Linked DNA regions of Homo sapiens: region 1 is linked to region 2. Evidence: read pairs that join two places in POLR2A ChIA-PET (ENCODE). Cell type or tissue: HepG2. All regions are shown on one strand. Each heading gives the region's core, and the rest is flanking DNA. Links, peaks and the distances in the headings are about the cores only. Region 1 overlaps MAPRE2 (microtubule associated protein RP/EB family member 2). Region 2 overlaps LOC105372061 (a long non-coding RNA gene).

Region 1 (5,000 bases), core at 1-5,000, 160 kb after region 2:
GAGCAATCTAGCTGCATTCCACCTTTCCAACATTTATCCCCACAGCCTCCCTACCCATAACCTGTATTTCCTCAAACGCACGTTTCACTTATATGCCCTGATTCCTTGTCTTTGCTTGGAGTATCTCCTTTGAAATTCATATCAAATGCCACTTTGCCCTATTCTTCCTGATCACATTCAACAAAATGTGAGCTCTCTCTCTCTTTTCAATGATCAGACCTTTACAAAGCCTTACGCTCATTGAGTACTTGTTTTAAGTCTTCAGCATTCGGAGTTAAGCTCCTTGGGGACTGAAATGATCATGCAAGTTTGGCTTGATTTTATGTGTTTGATAATACTGATTACTCTTTGTTGTTTTTTTATTGGGCAGACTTTGAACTAACTGTATGGAACTAATATTTATGTATCTATATTTATAAATATTACTAATATTTATGTATCTAGGCCATACAGTTTAGCACTTATAGTTGTTTTGTATTTTTGCTGTTTTTCCATGTGTATTTCTCCAGACTCTCAAGACTAAGTTACTTGGTTCTTATTAAGACTAAGGTCATATTCCTCAATAAGTATTTGCTGGTTTGTTTAACATTGCTAAATAAACAAAGTGACATCTCTCCATGCCACCTACAGATGGGCATTTCTTTAGAGGTGACCTATGACTACAAAAATTAGATAAGATCTCATATCTTTTCAGATTCTTACCTTCTACTCAAGCTCTTCTTAAGTCTTACCTTAAATTTAAGTCTTACCTTAAATTTGACCTTACATATTTAATCAATCCTTTAAAAAATAAAGCACCTTTTTGTCCATTAAAGTAGAAGGGTAATACAAGTGTGTGAGAATACGTGAGTGCACATGTGGAGAAGCTATATCCCATGATATTAGAGCTTTATGAAACTTTCTATTTTCATGACCCTAATGAGAAAACTGACTTCTTCAGAATGGGTTTCATATGTAACTTTCGAACTTGTTTTTCATTTGTAGTAAAAGCTTTTTATGTCCCCTTTGCTCCTCTATCTGGAATGTCAAATTCTAACTTTAGCTCCACTCTCAGACTCTAGCCTGTGAGACATCGCACTGCCAGTTTCAGTATCAGCCTCCCTGGAAGCCAGTGACATTTTGTCCTGCACACCATTCCTGCCCTGTGCTCCCAGTGCCTCTCCTACTTCTTCCTTCTTGGCTCCTCTGGAGAAGCCAAATCATATTTTACCAAGTCAGACACCTTATTTTGGTAAAATTTGATGAGCACATTATCCTACAAGAAATCACTGGTGTTAGAATCTAGGCATGAAACTGAGCGCTGGCCACTGCACCATTAATCAGCAGACGAAAAGAAATCTGAAACCAATGAGATATTTTACTTGCCAGTAAAATCTCTATTTTCTAAAATTTACTTTTTAATAAAAATGTTGATACCTAAATCTTAATCAAGGGCTATTTGTTATATAGGTTTTTACTCCATTGAAATTTCCTTTTGAAAGATAGTAGAAAATACTCTTTATTCTTCCATGATGTTTCTATGAAGAAGCACTTTTAAAATCAATTTGTTACAGTAATATTAATATCTGATCAATTTTCTCTACAGCAGGCCTAACATTTAATGTAGTTCTGCAGGCTTCTTAATAAATTCAGATTTAAACATTACATTACTTTTTGGTGAAACCCTGTCTCTACTAAAAATACAAAAATTAGTCCGGTGTGGTGGCACACACCTGTAATCCCAGCTACTTGGGAGGCTGAGGCAGGAGAATCACTTGAATCTGGGAGGTGGAGGTTGCAGTGAGGCAAGATTGTGCCACTGCACTCCAGCCTGGGTGACAGAGTGAGACTCCATCTCAAAAAAAAATAATAAATAAAATAACATTACTTTTTAAAAAAGTATTCTTGGTTCTTGTTGAAAGCAGGTTATAAACAGAGGATACTGGCACCTTTAACTGCAGTTTGGTGCAGGCCTATAAGATTCTTAAAAAGGTTTTAAGATCATATGAATTAATGAAAAACTGAGGGCATTTATCAGATAAAAGACCAATCACATGATTTGACAAGGCCTTTTAATTAATCTGCTGATGCTCTTAAAAATCTGCCTCTCTGCCTGAATGATTATTACTAGCTTATTTCTTTTCCTGTACAAGAAAAGAGATGAAAATGTCCTTCAACAGTTTATTCTGTGTGTTCAAGGGAAAAGATGGGGTGCTTTTCAGCACTCTCTTCAGTTCACATAAGCCGCCTCTGTGTCTGTAGGAGTTGAAATCTTCCTGCTGGCTATTACTCCTTTTCCTCTACATGGGATCAGTTTGAAAGCTACTTGTCTTTGGACTTATTTACAATAGGAATAAAAAGCTTCTGACAATGTCAGGTAGTGGAGAGAAGCAGGAAGCTCAGCTGAGGACCATGGGAATTCAAGGGAGCAATCTCAGTTGAAACCGGATTTCTGAACTCTTGATCTTTATTTTGGCATTTGTGGCTCGGGGCAGGTAAGGTAAACAGTGTCCAAAGTTCCCCTTAACAGACTGAAATAATACTGTGGTAACTGAAGCTTTCAAGCTGCTCCTCCATGCCAGGAATGTGAAGGATGCCTATGAAAACAACAAAAAGCTACTACTAATTTAATCAGATTTTTGTTAGATTAGAATGATACAGTTGAACTTTGGGATTTTAAATTCCTTTAAAATGTTAATATTTCAAAGCATTATTTCACAATTGCCATTAAACTCCTTACAGCATGTATTTCTGTAGGTAGAGAGATTTCTGCTGATGTGCTGGAAATATGTAACCTTGTATTTTGCAGCCTCACTTTCCTCTTTAGTAAAGCCCTGATTTCCCAAAGGGGAATGCTTCCTTCAACACGAGGTTTGGGCTTAGGTAATAGTTGCAGTTCTGCAGGAACATCAGTTCAAGGAATGATGAGCTGAATGCCAAAATAAAGCTGGGATGACTTTATGATTATTGCGTATGAACAATCTAATATGAAGGAGATTTTTCATTGCTAATATTCAACTACTGGATAGAAAATATGGCTATGTTACTGAGTTTGTTAATGTCAAGATCTCAAAGAGAAGTACATGGAAGATAGGGTCACCAGAACTGAATCTGGAAAGGGTGTGTGTGCCCCCAGGAATATTCCACCAGAGGCAGCAGTGTTATTAGTAAGTCTCCTCTTATATTAACTATGACAAAAGCCAGTGATGGCTAGAAGCAAGAGCACTGGCAAACATCTTGGTCATATGAAGATGAGCATCATTGTCTCCTAATTAGCAGAAATATCAAGTATCCCTTAAAAGAGAACTTGGTGACAGACTGAGAATTAGAAAATCATCTAATTTTAGAGACCAGAGATCAGTCCAACACTGACGTTTTGCACATAAGAATACTGTTGGCTTAGCAGAGTGTGACGACATGTCACTGTTCATTCAAGATGAGAAGGCTCAGATCCAAAGGCCAACATAGTTTTCTGTTTCCTGCCTTCCCATTCTTTGTTGATACTAGCTTGAGATAATAAGCTTTTTTACAAATCATTTACCTGTAATGATTCACATCATGAAGAGTATGATCACATGGATGTGTCCAATTAATTGAGGTTGTTGTGCTTTTCTTCTAACCTTTCATCAGTACCAAATAAGATTATGGAAAGTGAAAAGTTGTAACTAAATCCCTCAGTGATATAGGCATCTCTGTATAATAGTTCCTTGGCCTGTGAGGAAATCAGATGGGCAATTTGAGTAGCTGTTTGTGGCAGAACCCAATCTGGCTTGATGTGTTTTTCCACAGATTGTGTTGCATTTCTGGAAAAGTGCTGTGAGACTTTTTTTGACACCAATAAGATATATATATACATGTATATATGAGATACATATATAGATATGTATCTCATATATATGGGCGATCAATAAGATTATATATAGAGATGATGTTTATTTTTATATACACATTGTATATATGTAAAATGAAATTCTTATGAGTGTATATATACTGAAATGGAAAGTCATGACATTGGAGCAGATTAATGATCTATCAAGCCCAAGATTCTACTATAAATAGAAAAGGTATAGCTGATACTTCTAACACCAGTCCAAACGATTTATATGTTCTCTTGCATTTTCCTTTATATTTCCTTTTAGAATTATCTATAAAAATCTATAAAAATTTCTAAAACTTAATCTATAAAAATTTCCAAACACTCTTTGAACCTTTCAATTTTTACATATAATTTCCTAAAAGCAGCATAGAAAAAAGGAATGTTTTTCTTAAAAAAAAAAAATTGAAGTTCAGATCAGAGTTTAAATTCCACTCTGCAATTTCTTAGCTGGGTGACTTTCTGAGCCTTGTTCCCATACCTGTAAAATATGGGAATGATAATAAAAATACTTACCTCTTAAGGATACTATGGGATTCAGAATGTTTAAAATACATATGAAAACGCTAACAGATTTTACCCAAATGTGGGTGTTTTTATGTCTTATGTTTCTTGCGTAATATATTCCATAAATTTGTTATTAGAGTAATATTTCCTTTTATCTGAAAATTTCCACTTTAAAAATGTCCATTTATTCTGATATTACTCTATGGTTGAAATCCTGGGATCTGGTGAAAATGAAATTGTCTTAGGCTTTTCATGATTTTATAGACTTAAATCATACACTCCTGAATCCTTTGAGTATGAATGTTCATTTTTGAGCTCTGCCATCTTCATACAGCCTCCCAGCTGTTCATTTTTTATTCCTGTCCTCACACTTGTCAGCTTCATTATGTCAATTTTGATGTATAACAACTGAAACCAATCTTAGGGCTGCAGGGGTACAGACAGTGTAGAAAGAATAGTTTTTTCCCCCCTACTTATTTCCAGATCATTTCAGAATCTTGTAGACCTTCACAATTGCAGCAGCACCTTGAGCTTATGGGCTCAGAGTATATCCCATCATAATTAACCTCTTAGTAGGCACAGCATCCTACAATTTGGGTTGTGTTACTTGAATGTGTTACCCTATGCTTAGCTTTTAAAG
Region 2 (17,540 bases), core at 7,376-12,375:
TCTTGGCCTCCCAAACTGTTGGGATTACAAGTGTCAGCCACCGCGCCTGGCCAGGGAATTTCTTTTCTTTTTTCTTTTATTATTATTATTATTATTATTTCTGAGATGGAGTCTCGCTCTGTCGCCAGGCTGAAGTACAGTGGCGTGATCTCGGCTCACTGCAACCTCCGCCTCCCAGGTTCAAGTGATTCTCCTGCCTCAGCCTCCCGAGTAGCTGGGACTACAGGCGCAAGCCACCACGCTGAGCTAATTTTTGTATTTTTAGTAGAGACAGGGTTTCACCATGTTGGGCAGGATGGTCTCAATCTCATGACCTCGTGATCCACCCACCTCAGCCTCCCAAAGTGCTGGGATTACAGGCGTGAGCCACCACGCCCCACCGGGAATTTCTTAAAGAAAGTCCTTAAAGGAAATACCATTCCAAAAAAAAGGGGTGGAGGAGGCTAAGTTAACTTGAGTCGTTAAGCAGGGACAAAAGACTCAATTAAGTCTTGATCCTACTCTGCTTATATTGGTATCTTCCTTCGGAGCACTTGGCTTCACAGAGTTAACTTCAATTCCCATCTTTGATCTTTGCCTCATTGTGTCTTCCCAGGTTTTGAGTCCGAACTTTCCTGTACCCTCTCTGACTTGGCCTGACCCTCCAGTCGCAACAAATGCTATTGCACTCGTGCTTCCATTTCTAACCTCACAGAGACCCATTCATACCAGGGCCCAGTAGACACTGCCTCAGTCTTCCCTGCCTGTCAGATGTGGTAGGGCATACTTGCCCATCACACGGGACTCTTCTGAATGCAAAGGGTAGACTTTGCCTTATACAGCGAAGAGAAGATGGGACTTTTGCACTTAAAGAAACTATAACCATAGAGGAGTAAGGAGTTGAGGAGGAACCACCAGCATGTCTCCATGTAGGACTGAATCAGAGCTTTTCTCAAAGTTGCTACAGGGCTGTGCATTTGCTTTTCTGTCACACTCTGTGCACCCACCCATCTTATATGCAGTAGAGAGCTCCCCAACTCTCCAAATTTACCATGGAGAACCCAATGAGAGATTTTTCTAAAAAGTCTCCAAATGCATTTCCTGGAGTCAGGTTTAAGGTAGCAACAGGTCCCTGCTGTGTACAAGACAGAGCTGCAAACTGCAGAAATGGACAGAGAGTAGCAGACAAGGAAAGCATTAAAAAAAAAAAAAAAAAAACTTGTGGAAGTTTTGACATCATTTCCTCCAATGACTGATAACTATTTTAAAAGAAAATATTGGAAAGAGTACTAACCAAAATAGTACTAACCAAAAACCTGGTAACAGTAAATTGTTGACCATTATCCATAAATGAGATCATCAGTCCCTGGATAATATAATGTAATACTTTTGTTAAATTGAATTTTTTTCAGAGAAGACTATACTTTAGCATGATCCTAGCCTTCCTAGAAGGTCTTTTCTTAGAGAAAAACACATGAGTGTATTGTTATGTAACGACAACTTTGACCTGAAAGGGTATTTAGGCATTCTCCCAGACAAGCTGTTGATTTCCACATAAAATTGGCAAAAGAGAGAGCCATCTGGGATAAAATATTATGCACACTGTTGGTGTCTCACTGTTAAGAAGTGCATTTCAGTTTTGTACCACAAAAAAAACTGCTATTATCCTACTAATAGTTGTTATTTCTCAATAATCTCTAAAATCAGTTTCACAGATTTATAAGGAATCCAGGACGGATGTATTCATTTTACCTATTTCAAAATCTAAAACATAATTTTTAAATGAGCATTTAATGCAACTATCTACTTACCTACTTTCAGAGTTTTCTATAAAAAGTATGCTCAGTTCCAAGATCCCGTGGTACCTATGCAATAGAGATCCATCAAAACATTTAACAAAGAGATAAGAGATCTGGGTCTTAGCCATCATTCTACTATTCACTAACTATGAGATATTGTGTAAGACATTTAATATTTCCAGATATACGAGTTAAGATAACATCAGCTGTGGAACAAATACCAACATTTCATTGGTGATAGAAAATTGTTTCTTGTTCATAGGACAGTTCAATGCAAATACTCCAAGTCAGCAGCAACTTTCCTCCACACAGTTATTCAGGGATTCAGGCTCATCCAGTTTTAAAAATTTCTCCATCCACTAGAGCTTTAGAGTTATCTGCTTTTAGCTAATGGAAAAGAAAAGCAAGTGTGGAGAAGTCTCACTTGCCTCTTAGGAGTCTGGCCTACGAGTGACACATTTCACTTTCACTCACATTCCAATGTCTAGAACTAGCCAAATGGCTATGCTTGATTGTAAGGTTGGAGCCAGGGCCTGAGAAATGTGGTCTAGCCAGGGAGATCATGCATTTTAGGTGAATAGCTATAAATGTTTCTGTCACACCAGACCTGTACTTATTCACCTGTGAAATAATAATATCAATACCTGACCTGCCACCCCAACAGGAACATTGTGAGAAAAACAAGTAATAAGTATTAATGTGCTTTTTAAATAGTACCAGAGAAACACACCTCCACAAGGTATGTACATCAGAAAGCACATACCATTTAGACTATGACATAATGCTTTCTTATTACATAACTGTAAGATATATCTTGATTTCAGAAATTTAAAATTTTTAAAAATGTCCAGACACAGTGGCTCATGCCTGTAATTACAGCACTTTAGGAGGCCAAGGCGGGCAGATCACTTGAGGCCAGGAGTTCAAGACCAGCCTGGGTAACATGGAGAAACCCGATCTCTAAAAAAAAAAAATACAAAAAGTAGCCAGGCATGGTGACATTCACTTATAGTCCCACTACTCAGAAGGCTGAGGTGGGAGGATCACTTGAGCCTGGGAGGCAAAGGTTGCAGTGAGCTGTGATTGTGCCATTACACTCCAGCCTGGGCGACAGAGCAAGATCCTATCTCAAAAAACAAATTTTTTTTTTAAATGGTTCATGGTGACTGCCTAATTTGGAATCTACCACTCAACCTCCACCCCGTGAAAAAACATAAAACCAACAAAGAGAGCAAATAAAATCATACATAATCCACTCCTTTAGCAGTATTATGAGAGAGAATATCATGACACTCAAATTCTCTGTAAGTAGAGAAAAAAAAACTCCAGCTGAGCTCCTGATGCCTACCTACCACTACAAGCCTGTGGGTGAAAAGAGTGGAGGAGGCAATCCTTAAGAGACTATGAAAAGATCAAAGAGGCACAGATAACTGAAACATGGTACAAACAAAAGCATCCCCAGAAAGAGAAAGATCCAGCAGTAAACACTAATCACAGGGGAGAACTTGGTAATTAACAATACCAGCTAAAGGGAAGGGGTTTGAGGATGATGGCACCAGAAGCAGCAGTCTCTGAGAAGCATTACTCAGGGGAAAAATCAGTTGTACAGGAAAGGAGATGTAACCCTTGGAAATATAGCAGTAAAAGAAAAGTAGAATGTGAGAAAAGGAAAAGATATTTACTAAATTAAATAAAATAATTAAAGAAACAAAAAAAACAAAGCACACAATTTTTTGTCTTCCTGACACTATCAAACAACACCATCCATAAAAGCAACTCAGAGGGTAGAAACATCAGAATAGAGAATTGTCAAACTAGGAGCACTGACTACAAAATGAATAGGAATACAAATAGCAGACCACATCCATACAAAAGCTGGAGAACAACTCAGAAAATGTGAGTTGAGACATTTTAGTCAACAAAACCCCTCCCCACAAAATCAACCACAAAGCTGAAGAAATTGTCATAAAATACTCCAAACAGAATTAAACACTTTTACACAAATATTTGTAAGTATGAAAAAGCCTTGAACTACAAAAACAAAAATCAAGAACGGAAATAGAGGGGAATGGGAAAGAAGAAATAAAATGAAAGCTGAATTCAAGAAAGAGAGAAAAAGATAAAATTATATCAGAAATCAAAAGGTACCCAAAATTAGATTCAAATGAGAATTAAAAAAAAAAAAGAGATAAAGAAAGAAGTAAAAATGAACTCTCAATAGTGTAAACACAGAGATCCATACCCTGACATTTTTTGAAAGACAAATGGAAAAGAAAATCTTGAAAGCAGCAAGATAAAAATGAATCATCCTCTACAAGAGAATCCAACTAGATTAACAGCTGTCTTTTCATCAGAAAAGATAGAGGCTAAAACAGGTGGGATGAAATATCCAAAGTGCTAAGAGAATCTGTCAACCAAGAATCTTGCATCTAGCAAAACTGTCTTTCAAAAATGAACAGAAAATAAAGTTGTTCCCAGATAAACAAAAGCTGAGAGAAGTCATTACTAGAAGATCCACCTTATGGCAGAGAAATAAACTGGCATTGGCCTTGTCAAAAACAACATACAAAACAAGGCAACAACTGACCCACTGTTTTAGTACATTTTGTGTCACTATAACAGAATATCTGAGACTGGGTAATTTATAAACAGGAGAAGTTTATTTGGCTCACAGTTCTGGAGACTGGGATGTTCAAGAGGATGGCATCAGCATCTGGTGAGGACGTTCATGCTGCATCATCCCATGGTGGAAGGTGGGAGGGCAAGAGAGGACAAAAGCGAGAGAGCAAGAGAAGGGCAAACTTGTTTTTATATCAGGCTCACTCTTGAGATAAATAACCCACTCCCATCATAATGACACTAATCTGTTCATGAGGTTAAAGCCCTCATGACCTAGTCACCTCTTATTAGTCCCCACCTTCCAACACTGTTGCATTGGGGATTAAGTTTCCAACACATGAACTTTCAGGGACATATTCAACACATAGTAACAACATTTTCAAAAAAAACTAAAAATGTGTAAATTAAGAATATTGTATCCATCCAAACTGTTCTTCAACAATCAATGCTGTAAATAGATGTCTTTGAGCATGCAAGAACTCAAGAAATTATTTCCTAATGTACTCATGTGCCCTTCTCAAAAAATCTCCTGAAAAATGAACTTGATCCAAATAAGAAATAATGGCAGATAGTTTGGCAAAGAGCAATACATTGTCTTGTAAGGTAGTAGAGATTTCATTCCCTCAAATGGATTGCAGGAGGGACACAAGAAATAATACAGTCTCTATGGAGGGGAGTTTTTCAATATCTAATAAAAGTACATATGCATTTAGCTATTTATCCAGCAACTCCACATCTAGAAATTTACTGTGAAGATAGCTCTCCAACATATGGAAATACATGTGTGGAAGAGGCTATTTATTGCAGCATTATCTATCATGGCAAAATATTGGAAGCTATCCAAATGTTGGGCATAAGAGATTGAAAAAAACTATGATACATACACATATGGAGTATTGCACAGCTATGAAAAAGAAAAAGAACAATATGAACTTATATGGAGAATTTTCAGGAGATATTGTTAACTGAAAAAAGCACAGTACAAAACAATACACAGAGTATGTGCCTTTTCTGTAAGAAAGAAAGAGGAAAACAAGAAAGCATGAATTTACCTGCTTATCCTTACAAAAGGAGTTCAAGAAAGATTAATTAGAAAGCAATGAAGTTGGTTACCTCCAAGGGGTTGGGAGCAGAGTGAACAGGGTGGAAGGGATGTGAGAGGGAGTAACGCTTCTCTGAGGATAACTTCCCATTTAATTTTTCTTTCAGAAGGTTGTTAATGTCCTGACAAGATTAAATCAACAAGGTTAGGAAAGAGGAAAACTGAAGCTGAAATCAAACTAAAACAAGTGAACCCAATTGTAATTCAAATAAATAATCACACAGAAGGAGAAAAAGAGAGAGAGATTGAATCTAAGTCATGTGTGAACACAATATTTTATTATCTACCCTCAGGTTTGGGGAGACAAGGGGAGAAGGAGAAAAACAAACAAACCCTGAACTTTTTTTTTTTTTTTTTTTGGAGACAGAGTCTTGCTCTGTTGCCCAGGCTGGAGTGCAGTGGCACGATGTCGGCTCACTGCAGCCTCTGTCTCCCAGGTTCAAGCAATTCTCCTGCTTCAGCCTCCCAAGTAGCTGGGACTACAGGTGCATGCTGCCACGCCCGGCTAATTTTTTTTTTTTTTGTATTTTAGTAAAGACGGGGTTTCACCGTGTTGCCCAGGCTGGTCTCGAACTCCTGAGTTCAGGCAATCCGCCCGCCTCGGCCTCCCAAAGTGCTAGGATTACAGGCATGAGTCACTGCACCTGGCCCAAACCCTGAACTTTTAAAATGCGTTTGGGCCAGGCACGGTGGTTCACGCCTGTAATCCCAGCACTTTGGGAGGCCAAGGCGGGTGGATCATGAGGTGAAGAGATCAAGACTATCCTGGCCAATGTGGTGAAATCCCATCTCTACTAAAAATACAAAAATTAGCTGGGCGTGGTGGCACGCACTTGTAATACCCCTACTCAGGAGGCTGAGGCAGGAAAATCGCTTGATTCCAGGAGGCGGAGGTCGCAGTGAGCCGAGATTGCACCACTGCATGCCAGCCTGGTGACAGAGTGAGACTCTGTCTCAAAAAAAAAAAAAATACAATTGGATGTGTTTAGTGACAAAGAGAAGCAATTGTGAAACTATTTCAGATGCATTACAGGATTGAGCAAATGAATAAGTATGTTGATGTTGCTGAGAGTCAAATTCTAACTATAAAAGCAATGAGGATGAACAACCCTGTGCAGTGGATTACAATTGGAGGTATAAATGTCAACACATGCTTTCTAAACTAGAAATGGAATACGTAGGTGTTTGCATGTATGCATGTATATGTGTAGATTGATGTATATATGTGTGTGTACATGTACATGTATGTATCCATATTTACATGGGTGTAAGATATGCATATATTTTCTACCTCTGCCTCTGGAGCCATGCCAATAGCAATTTTTATGCCTAGCACCCAGATATTGGTCTCTATGCCCATTCCTCACTAACAAATACCAAGGATTCTCAGAAAAACAGCTGATTCTGAGGCTGGGTCAAGGAAAGTACAGGTAAGCATGGAACACCTTGTTTTTCCAGATAGTAAAAATGTACTTAAAAAAATTTCATGGGAGCATGTCACAAGATTCAGGTTTCAGTTGGAAAAGTCTATCACTGGCCAAATCTGAGACAATTTGATGACTAAAACAATTAGGAATAGTAAAAAAGTACAGACTATTAGAAAAACTATGTCCATGAGTCCATACCAGTAACAAATAAAGAAATAGGAGAGAGGAGTATTCTTGCTTATGGAACTGACCGATAAAATGTGGAAGGAGTGCAGTTTTGGAAAAATCACATTTTGTTATCATCATAGCAAAGACTGATTCAAGTAAATTATCAGTGGATGCTAAATCCTGGGGAAATTTTTCATGAGAAACAGGATATTTGCATGGTCTTAGGTAACTCCTCACAGATTGTTTATGTGCTTCAAAATAATATAATAATGGGGAGGAGAAATTGGACAAAACCTACACCAGGGGAGCAAAATCGGTGTTGCCAATGATGGGCAGATGGACATGATGTGTCTCTAGATGTGAAACCGTGAGAAAGACTCAACATCGCTTATGTAGTATTTCAGTCTGGCACATATATCTCCATCTGACCACGTGGAATCATCAGAGGAACCCCAAATGGGGAACATTCTGTATTCTTCAAAGAAGTCAATGCTATAAAAGACAAAGAGAGGCTGCAGAAATGTTCCAGATTAAAAGAGACTAAAGAGACATGAAAACCAAATGCAGTATGTGATCTTATACTATATCCTGTACAGGAGAGGGGAAGAATCTATAAAAGACATTATTGGGTCAACTGACAACACTGGAATGCAGATGTTAGATTTCATTAACATATTGTATTACAATTAAAGGTACTGAAGTGGCTAACTGTACTGAGGTTTTGTCATAGAATATTCTTAGTAATAAAAACATGCTGAAGGTTTTAGGGGTAGAGCGCTATGATAATATAATGCAACTTACTCGAAAATGGCTCAAAAATATTATATGTGTATGTTTTATGTGTGTGATTATTCTTGTGTGTAGGGAGAGATAGAGACAGAGGGAGAGGGAAACAGAAGAGAGATAGAGACAGAGGGAGAGAGAAACAGATAGAGGAGGCAAATAATAAAACTGATGAGACTAAACGTTAACATTAGGTGAATCTGAACAAAGGGTACATGAGTATCCCACATAGTATTCTTATTATTGCAACTTGTCCATAAATTTGAAATTATTTTCAAATAGAGGATAATTTTAAATGTTTGAAAAAATCTTAGAAATTAGATGAATCAAATTATATCACTCCCATTTAAAACCCTTTAACAGCTTTCCAGTGCTCTTAGGATCCAATCCAAGCTGCTCTTCCTAACACCTAGAGGATGCATCCCTCGCTACCAGCCCCACCCAATCTTGGCGGATCTCCTCCCACAACCTGCCACACTCATCCTCCATCTGTTTGGAACTCTTTCAGGCTTCAAGGGTTTTCAAATCAGGCTTCAAGGATGGGGGAGGGGGAGGTTGTTTTTACCTACCCAGAATCCATTTTCCCTCTGGTAAAATCCTCCCACCGTGGGTTTCTGCACCCTCAGTGCCAAGCAGGACATGGGGCCTTGGCCATGAGCATGGTGAGGGCATAGCTTAGAATGAAACTACTACACAGGGAAGCAGAGCTGCGAGGTGAAGAGCAGGACCAAATCCTGACCACGTCATTTGAATCTTTGACTCTAGCCCTGGTGGGAATGAAATCTGACCTTTGACTTTTTGCTGCCGTTCCCTCTGCCTGGAAGGCCTTTGCCCTCTCTCTTCATATGACTAACTCTTTTCATCCCTAGGTCCCAGCTTAAATGAAGCCCTCCAAATGCTTTCATGAGCGTCCTACCTAAAGGAGGTCCCCTCTCCAAATGTGTTTTTCTTAGCCCCTTGATTTTTTTATTTTTTTTATTTTTTGGCCTCTTCACACATAACACAATTTGGACCATTTCATTTAGTTTTTATGTTTATTTCTTTTTAAATTGTTCCCCCTATTTGAGTTAAGGCAGGGGTTTATAAGGTGGTTTCAGGCTGCTTTTGTTCCCCAGGGCCTGGGATGTTACCTGATCACATAGCAGACACTCACTATGAATTAAATAAATGAGTACATCTTTTTTCCTCATTACACTAGGTCTTTTAATACTGAAGAATCTACATTGTCCAAGAGAGGAAAAAATATGAATTGGCACATAATATTTAGGCCTAGAAACTATTTTGCTAAATTATAAGATCACTAAGGAATATGTTTTATTGCATTTTGTTTTCTGCTCATCCCAAATATCTTGCATTGTGTCTTATACATAGCATGTGTACAGTAATGGGAATTTTTGCCCCCAGTTATTATGCCATTTAAGCCCCTAAGGAGCCAGGCAATACTGAACCAATAACAGTATGAAAAGCTTAGATCTTCTTTTCAGAACTTACTGTTCGAATCCAGTGGGGCCAGGTTGACTTTCAGAGAAGGGCATTTTCCAGGCAAGTGGATTAGGGCTTTGTAAATATTTGTTGAATGAATCATAAGTCACTTTAGCTAAACAAATTCTGGAAAGAGAGGAAGGGAGGGAGGGAAGGAGAGAATCTAAAAGCCTTAGTCATTGAGCCCAGATAAGTCGAACTCATCTGCAACCCCATAATTAGCTGTGATGATAGCCGTGCTTTCAACATTTCAATTTCCAGGTCTTATGAATCAATTTTCAATAATCTATGAAAAAATTACTTAGGCCTCTTCTTCCCATTTTCCTTAATCCCCTCATGAGGCTGGCCACAGAGCTGAGTCATGGGTTGGGTAGAAAGGTCAGGTGTTGCAAAGCTGAAACTATGAGATTTAAGGCAGAGCATATGATGTGAGTCCCCATTGGTTGTGGTCAAGTCATGTAACCTAACAAGCATCTGTTTCCTCATCTATAAAGTAAGAATTCATAAGAACACCCAAGCTATGTACCTCAAAAACTGTTTCTATAAATCTAATCATATAATACACTAGTAAAAGTATTTTATGAGTTGTACAAATATCAAAATTCAGTTATGAAACAATCTGTTATTTTTATTATTACTGATACAAAACCATGCTCAGATAGTTTTAGGATTCCCTAGTTATTTCCATTTACCACAAAGATGAAATCTTTCTAATTGTATAATTTGTATAGGCACCTATGAGCTGTTTAAAAAATAAATGTTGTCCAACCACCTGTGATAAAAATGTCTGCGGAAAAGACTTCCAGATATTCATTAGCCCTAAATTGAACTTCAGTTTGTTTGGCTTTCTTTTTTATAATATTTTCTTAAAACATGTGGTCTCTTAAAATTTTTATCATGCAGAGAATCATGAAAAAATGATATATGAGGTATCTAGACAACACAGCATAGATTGTCCCTTTGAATGGCAGAGAGAGTCGGCAGTTTCTTTTAAGTCCCCATTGTCTAATCTTAGGCACAACCCAAATTAGAGTTGTGGGTTGCAAAGGATTCTCAGAAAAGGGTGTGTTCCCCAGCCTCCTAACCAACCATAGTAGATCCAAGAGGAAAGTACTTTTTGGTGGGAAGGTACTAAAAGGAATGAGCCTCGTACTAGTCCAGCTTGTTTCCCAACCTCAGCAACATGGAAAAGAGCCACGGGAGTGATACACAATAAACACATACACTCACACAAATATTATTTAGCCTTGAAAAAGAAGGAAATCCTACCATTTACAACAATATGGATGAACTTGGAGGATAATATGCTAAGTGAAATAAGACAGACACAGAGAGACAAATGTTGCATGATCTCACCTATATGAGGAATCTAAAATAGTTAAACTCATAGAAGCACAGAGTAGAACAGCAGTTGCCAGGAGTTGGGGGCTGGGGGAAATGGGGAGTTGTGGTCAAAGGATACAAAGTTTCAGTTATGCAAGATGAATAAGCGCTGGAGATCTACTATACAGTATAGAGACTATGGTAAATAATCCTGTATTCTATATTTGAAATCTGCTAAGAGGGTAGATCTTAAGTATTCTGACCATATCAAAAGAAAAGTAGCTTTAGGAGATGATGGATATGTTAACTAGCTTGATTGTGGTTTGGTGATCACTTCACAATGTATGGGTATATCAAAACATCAAATTGTATACCTTAAATATAGATGAATTTATTTGTCAATTATACCCCAATTAAGATGGGGAAAAGAAGAAAAAGAACTCCATTCCCATCCATAGGGAGCATGTGCAGTGTGTAGATTAAGAATTGGGCTTTAGGATTGCTTATTAACTATGTGAGATTGTGACAAGGACAATTTACTTAACCTCTCTGTGCCTTAGTTTCCTTATCTGTAAAATGGAAATAATAACACAACTCTCAAAAAGATGCTTGGAAGATTTAATAAGGTAAAATGCATACAGAATTAGCAGCATGCCTGAAACATGGTAAGAGTTCAATAAATGTCTGTTACTACTAATGTTACTAATCATAGCAATAAATTTTTTTTATTTTATTCCCTTTCAGATTTGAAGATTACAGAGCCTTAATATTTCCCAAGTTGACAATACAGTAAGGAATGTTCAAGAGTTCTTTCTGAGACATCCTTTTTTGCCTGGAAGTCCACATACCCATCAATGACCTTGATTTTAACATATTGGAATAAAAATTATGTCAAAGTTCCAATAGAATCATTTATCAGAATGCTTTAATTCTGAAAGAAAACCTTCAGTTGCATTATTTCTCTTTTATTAAATAGCAAATAATAACAATTTAAGCCATTAATCCTAGTGAAGGCCAATGAACACTGTTGTTTTGCTACCAGATTTTAAGCTTTTGCAGTTTTGCCTTTAAGTTACTTAAAAGGTCTCATATCTGATTATAGAGAACCACTCCATTAAGTCCTAGACACTAGCTAAGAGCACTAGGCCATTTTCTACCCATGTCCCGAAGGGTATAAAATACCACTTTCTAGGCACGAAAGAGACTCCTTACAAATCAATCTTTCTAATGCTCTTGTGTCATTTTCCCCCATGGGGTCACATCTGATTATCCAGGCCAAAGAATATACCTGATTAAAAGCTGCTTTGAAGGTGAAGCCTAAAATTATTGTTATAAATTTTCAGGGTTACTATAAAGCTGTAAAAACCTTTTGTTTTCACTGTAAAAAGACCATTTTCCCAGTTTTTTATTTGTCGGTACTCTCTTGGCCATAACAAATGGAAAAATTCATGTAATTTCAATTATTTATTCACTCATTTATTAAATTTATTTTTTCAATCATTCATCTTATGTTGATTGGTGTTCTAGACAATGTGTAAGTTTGGGGAATATAAAATTGAACAAGAAGCAGCCCTTATGGATTATATGATGTTCGAGACACATCAACAAATAATTGCAATATAATCTTATACATGCTTAACAAAAATATGTACCAAGTTGTAAGGAAGCTCAGAAGAAGTGATCATTGTTCCTGGAGGAGTTGGAAGAAATTTCACTGAGCAGTGAAATGAAGTTAGTACTCATGACGAGTAGAAGTAGAATTGGGGAACACCATTAATTACAAATTAAATGAGTTAATATATAGAAAAGAATTTAAACTCATGATTGGTACATATTAAAGTGCCATAGAAGTGTTAGCTGACATTAGCATTACCATCACCACCATCATTATGCAGACAATAGGAGTCATTAGAGTGCTTATCAGTACCAATCTCTCTTAAGTGGTGACTGTCTGTGCTGACTTATTATTGTTACCTTCAACAGGTTCAAGTTCCAAAGATTCTGTTTAACAAAAATCCAGCAACATCAAGGTTAGGCATGAATAATAATCACCTAGCCTACTTGAGTGTAGCACATTTTCTTTGTCCAACTAAAATACTGGGCCAAAAGTGAAAAGTTTGTAGTAAGGGAAAAAGGTAGGTGAGATTAAGGCTAAGCTATCCTATGTTTAAATTATAAGTTAAAGAATTAAAGAATGAGTCCCCTAAATTTTCCTAGAACACTGTTAATGTGCTTGGAAGTTTCATCTCTGGATTACTGATGGCGGCAGCAGGGGAATATCAGTTACTGGCAATCCATTAGTCAGCATAAGATAGGTTATGCTGCAAGATCAACAACCATGATCTATCAATGGATTAACACACAGCAAGTCTACCATGAGTCTAGAGGCTCTTCAGCATAGCTCCCTTCAAAACGATGACTCAAGGACCCAGTCTAATTCCTTGTTATAGCTACACCATCTAGAACACATGGATTCCGGGTCACCACAGTGAAGAAGAGAGAACTGGAGTATCACATACCTGTTAATAATGCTTTCTCCTAGAAGTGAACTATATCAATTCTATTTCTACGTCCAACTCACTGACCATAGCTAGTCACATGATCCCATTTCATTATATGGGTATTAGGAAATGTGTATGGGTATTTTGTGAGTAGTGTTTCTGCACAATCAGTCACAATGACTAAGCTAGGTCTTACATGTACAGGCAGAAGGGGAAATTGGGGAGAATGCAGCTGCTGTTTTTTCCCTTGTGAATGCCTTATATTTGTTACCTTCACTCTTCTCAGTAAACTGAAAAATCATTGATTTTTTTTTTTTAAATTGTACTCCCACCACTTAGACCACTGCTGACATAAATAGGTGTTGAATAAATAAGAGAGCCAGTACAGCTTACCCACATTGCTGCAAGATGACTGAGAAGTCTGCTACCAGGATCCCATTCCAGTGATGAAGCTGATTTCATTATTAGAAATGTAGATAAATTCATTTTGTCATTTGAGGAATTACCTGAGGGAACAGCAATCAAAATGACACAATCCTTTCATTGTTTACAGAAATGAGCCAATATTACTTGTCTCTACACTGTACATTAAACTACCTAACACTTCACTTAGCATTTCATCCGCACAAGGGTTCCTTGTCTTTTTCAGTGTCCTGCTAGAAAGTCTCCTTTTTGCCCTATAAATAATTTATAAGGAAAAAAAGAAACAGTTCTTATGTTATTTCCTTCAAAAAATTTTAATTGATATTAAAGAAAAATATTTAATTCAGTTATTCTTATGAAAAAATTATATTCTTTCACCTTAAATATTTCCTGTGTCATGTTCTTTTTGTTGTTTAATTTCTTATCTCTCCACTGAAAAAAAACTTGAGAGCCACTGTTCTCCATATCTTAACCTTTTCCATTTTCCAGGCCTTAGAATGATGTCATTGTGGGTAACTACATCTTTACAGCTTTTAAACAGCACCTTAATTGCCAAAGGAAAACAATCCTTTTATTTTTAACAAAGACATACATCATTCCCAAGCACAATGCCTGGAATATAATATTTATTCAAATGTGTCCAAGTCCTAATTCTCAAAACTCTCTAGAAATGGCACCCAACTGGAGATCCAAAAAAAACCCAGTTGATATAAATAAAGTCCAATCATTATTTTTATCTATAATTCATCAAATTATATTCCCAGATGGCTCACCATCACATCCATTTAAAATAACAAATGATTTAAAGTCATAATGCAAATAGATTTATTGATTTCAAGATTTCATCAAAGCATTTATCTTAGAATTTAATCAATAGTGCTACTTGGTGAACAGCTCAATCCAATAAAATCTGTATGTTGCAATTAATTCAGGTCTTGTAATGCCACTTTCCACTGATAATAAAGAAATCTTGATGACTCATAATGCATGGGTGTTCTCCATAGCCAGAGTCCTCTAGGCCAGCAGTTTTTCAATATGCTATTGGAACAGACTAGTGTACAATAATCAAATGCACGGCTTGCCTTAGTGAAGTATCAACATTTAAAAATGATTTGCTTCTTTTCAGATATATATATAGAATGACTTCCTGCATGTCCTTGTATCTTTCTTTTTTTCTTTTGAGGCAGAGTCTCGCTCCGTCACCCAGGCTGGAGTGCAGTAGTGGCGCCGTCTGGGCTCACTGCAAGCTGCGCCTCCCAGGTCCACACCATTCTCCTGCCTCAGCCTCCCGAGTAGCTGGGACTACAGGTGCCCTCCACCACGCCTGGCTAATTGTTTTTTTGTATTTTTAGTAGAGACGGGGTTTCAACGTGTTAGCCAGGATGGTCTCGATCTCCTGACCTCGTGATCTGCCCGCCTTGGCCTCTCAAAGTGCTGGGATTACAGGCGTGAGCCACCGCACCCAGCATGTCCTTGTATCTTTTGCACTCACTTGCTTTAGCTATGTGAGAACTGTGTATAAGCACAGCTTATCCTGAATAGCAGTCCACAATTTGCTGATACAGTATAATGTTAATAGTTGTAACAACTGTCCACTATGATGTATGAAAAACTACTGAGAATTTCTTCAACATCTGGGTATTCACATGGAAATCTATCATATGTGTATATCATAGATATGGCGAGAGGGAATATTCCCGGTTCTCATTTTCTGCTACATTTAGTCTAAAGCAAATGTGATTTTTCCCTTGGCTATACCTCTGTGATATAACGTTTTCATATTCAGTAACTTAATAATTCATATCTAAAATGTCAAGTTAATAACTTAGTCTCTCTCCTCTACTGAAACTATTTTTAAAATAATTTAATTTCTGTCATTAATTGTACATCCCATTCACTTGCATGAAACTACTAACCCAAAGCCCTCTATTAATAATGCAAACATTCTGCATCTATTTCCAACAGCAAACAGAAAAATAGACAGCATTTCAGTTCAAATATATCAATTCAATGATTTTTTAAAAATCCCAAATGCCCATTCATGACTCTATGTTATGTCAATATAAAATTGAAACCACAGCAGCATCATGGAAATATACTGACATAAATAACACATTTCTTATGAAGTACAACACTCACTCTTATGCAAAAAAAGTTATAGGAATTCAAATGACTTATTTAGGGAAGAAAAAAAAAGCCCACAGTGGTATTCCTTAAACCAATAATACACTTTCAAATACATCTAATAGTATGCAAGATCCCTTAGCCAGCTCTGATAAGTGCCAAATGCAGTTTGACCATTTATTTAAAATACTGTTCTCCATATTTTTATAGCAACATTCTTCCAATTGACAGGTCAGAGAAAATGGCTAATATGCAATATATGACCACATAACTTACATGAATTTCTCTAATTAGTGCCAAACTGTTTTCAATGAGTCTGTGTGTGAAAAAAAGAAATATTTATGTAATTTTAAATTGTCCTAAAGCAAAAAAGACTCTAGTTGCAAGGAAGTATTATATGATAGTGTTTTAATAAAAGCCAATTGAATAATAAAAAGAACTCCCAACACATCTGAAATCACTTATATCTCCTATTCCATATACAAAAGACAGATAAATCAATGTAAAGTTTATTTTATTTGAAATACAAACCACTTCCAAGCAGAGTATTCATCCAGAATGAATATTTATAAAAATTCTCTATTCTTCAAAAAATATATGTGTTTATAATGTCAAACTTTGCCAGAATCCTTAACTTTAAGGCTTATTAGTTGAACATTTTCTCACAACTTTGCTTGGGAGAAAAAGATTGGCTTATAAAAAATGCTTGAGGGTTATTTATAACTATTTTAGAAAAGCTAGTTAATAAAGATATTAAGTAAAAAATTCACCTAAAATCCTTTCCATGTTACAAAACGTGTTCTTAAATCATCTTTGTGGAGTTTCTAAAATAGTTTGATAGATAGACAAATGTCTATTTTTATTTCTGCTTAGCGTGTTTATAAATTGATAACAATTTATTTTATTTTATGGCCATTCAAATTTTAAATATATTCTGATTATAATCAAAGTGGCAGAACATGTAATAGTTTAAAAGAATAAATAATAAATGCAATTTATAGAAATATTGACATTAAAATTTTGATGATGATTATGATAATTGTCACATAAAACTTTACACAGAAAAATTATAAGAGCACTCAGGCCAGCCACTGGTTTTGACAATGTAATACAAAAATAGAATAGAATAGATACTTTGATATTAATTCTGGTATGCAATTTTATGTGGTTTGTATCTCTGGGACTTTGTACCACCTAGAATCCCTCCCAGCCAGCTGTTTGTAGCCCAATTATCTCAGTCCGGTTATCTCGTTCATGAAACCTCCAGGACTGGGTCTGAGGCTTCCCAGCTGTTCCCACGTATCCCATGTCTATCCCACTGCAGCACTCACCACACTGAATCATAATTGTCTCTTCATTTGGGAGTATATACCCTTAGCTAAGATTCTTGATGGCTGAGGCTAGGTTTAATTTCTTATGTATTTCTGGCTTCTGTAATCTAGTAGATGTTCAATAAATAATTGCCAATTACTACTAAATGGATGTCTACAAATATACAACATAAGGACTAGCACTTGAAAAACACGTAAACAATTTATTTTAGTATCAAGAACATATACGTTTTGCCTGGAAATGATAGTTCTGCCACCACACATCCAATTTAGAAGCCTGGCCAAGGGCTTAGGGAAAACAATATTATTTTGTTAGTATTCTGCCTGTTTAAACAATCTATACAATAGATTCCATACAATCTGCTTATAAACCTCATTTTTCTATGTATCTTAACAAAAAAAAAGTCATAAATTATAATTGTGTTGCTTGTTCTTTCATTTTAAGTACCATTTCATTTCTTAGCCTTAGTACCTCTCAG

Evidence for each region. ChIA-PET counts read pairs that join two places held together with the same protein. Peaks named below come from ENCODE experiments on the same cell type or tissue, not always from the same donor. Only the 100,000 strongest peaks of a DNase experiment are listed, where the experiment ranks them.
Region 1: POLR2A ChIA-PET joins it to region 2 with 7 read pairs; 2 of 35 experiments call an interaction of 5 or more read pairs at or near these places.

The regions. Positions count from the first base shown.
Region 1 is chr18:35,082,437-35,087,436 of GRCh38, forward strand. The region is part of intron 2 of MAPRE2 (microtubule associated protein RP/EB family member 2); the gene reads left to right. Among named protein-coding and RNA genes, the nearest start is that of MAPRE2, 44 kb to the left of the region's middle. In HepG2, for the core only: no CTCF peak of the experiment used is centred there; DNase peaks (open chromatin) are centred at 2,435 and 3,415; H3K4me3 peaks cover 799 bases.
Region 2 is chr18:34,919,955-34,937,494 of GRCh38, forward strand. LOC105372061 (a long non-coding RNA gene) reads right to left here. Exons shown (of 9, transcript XR_007066333.1): 2 at 13,577-13,689; 3 at 1,791-1,844. Among named protein-coding and RNA genes, the nearest start is that of MAPRE2, 110 kb to the right of the region's middle. RefSeq lists an enhancer at 9,311-9,605. In HepG2, for the core only: no CTCF peak of the experiment used is centred there; DNase peaks (open chromatin) are centred at 8,677 and 9,457; H3K4me3 peaks cover 1,743 bases.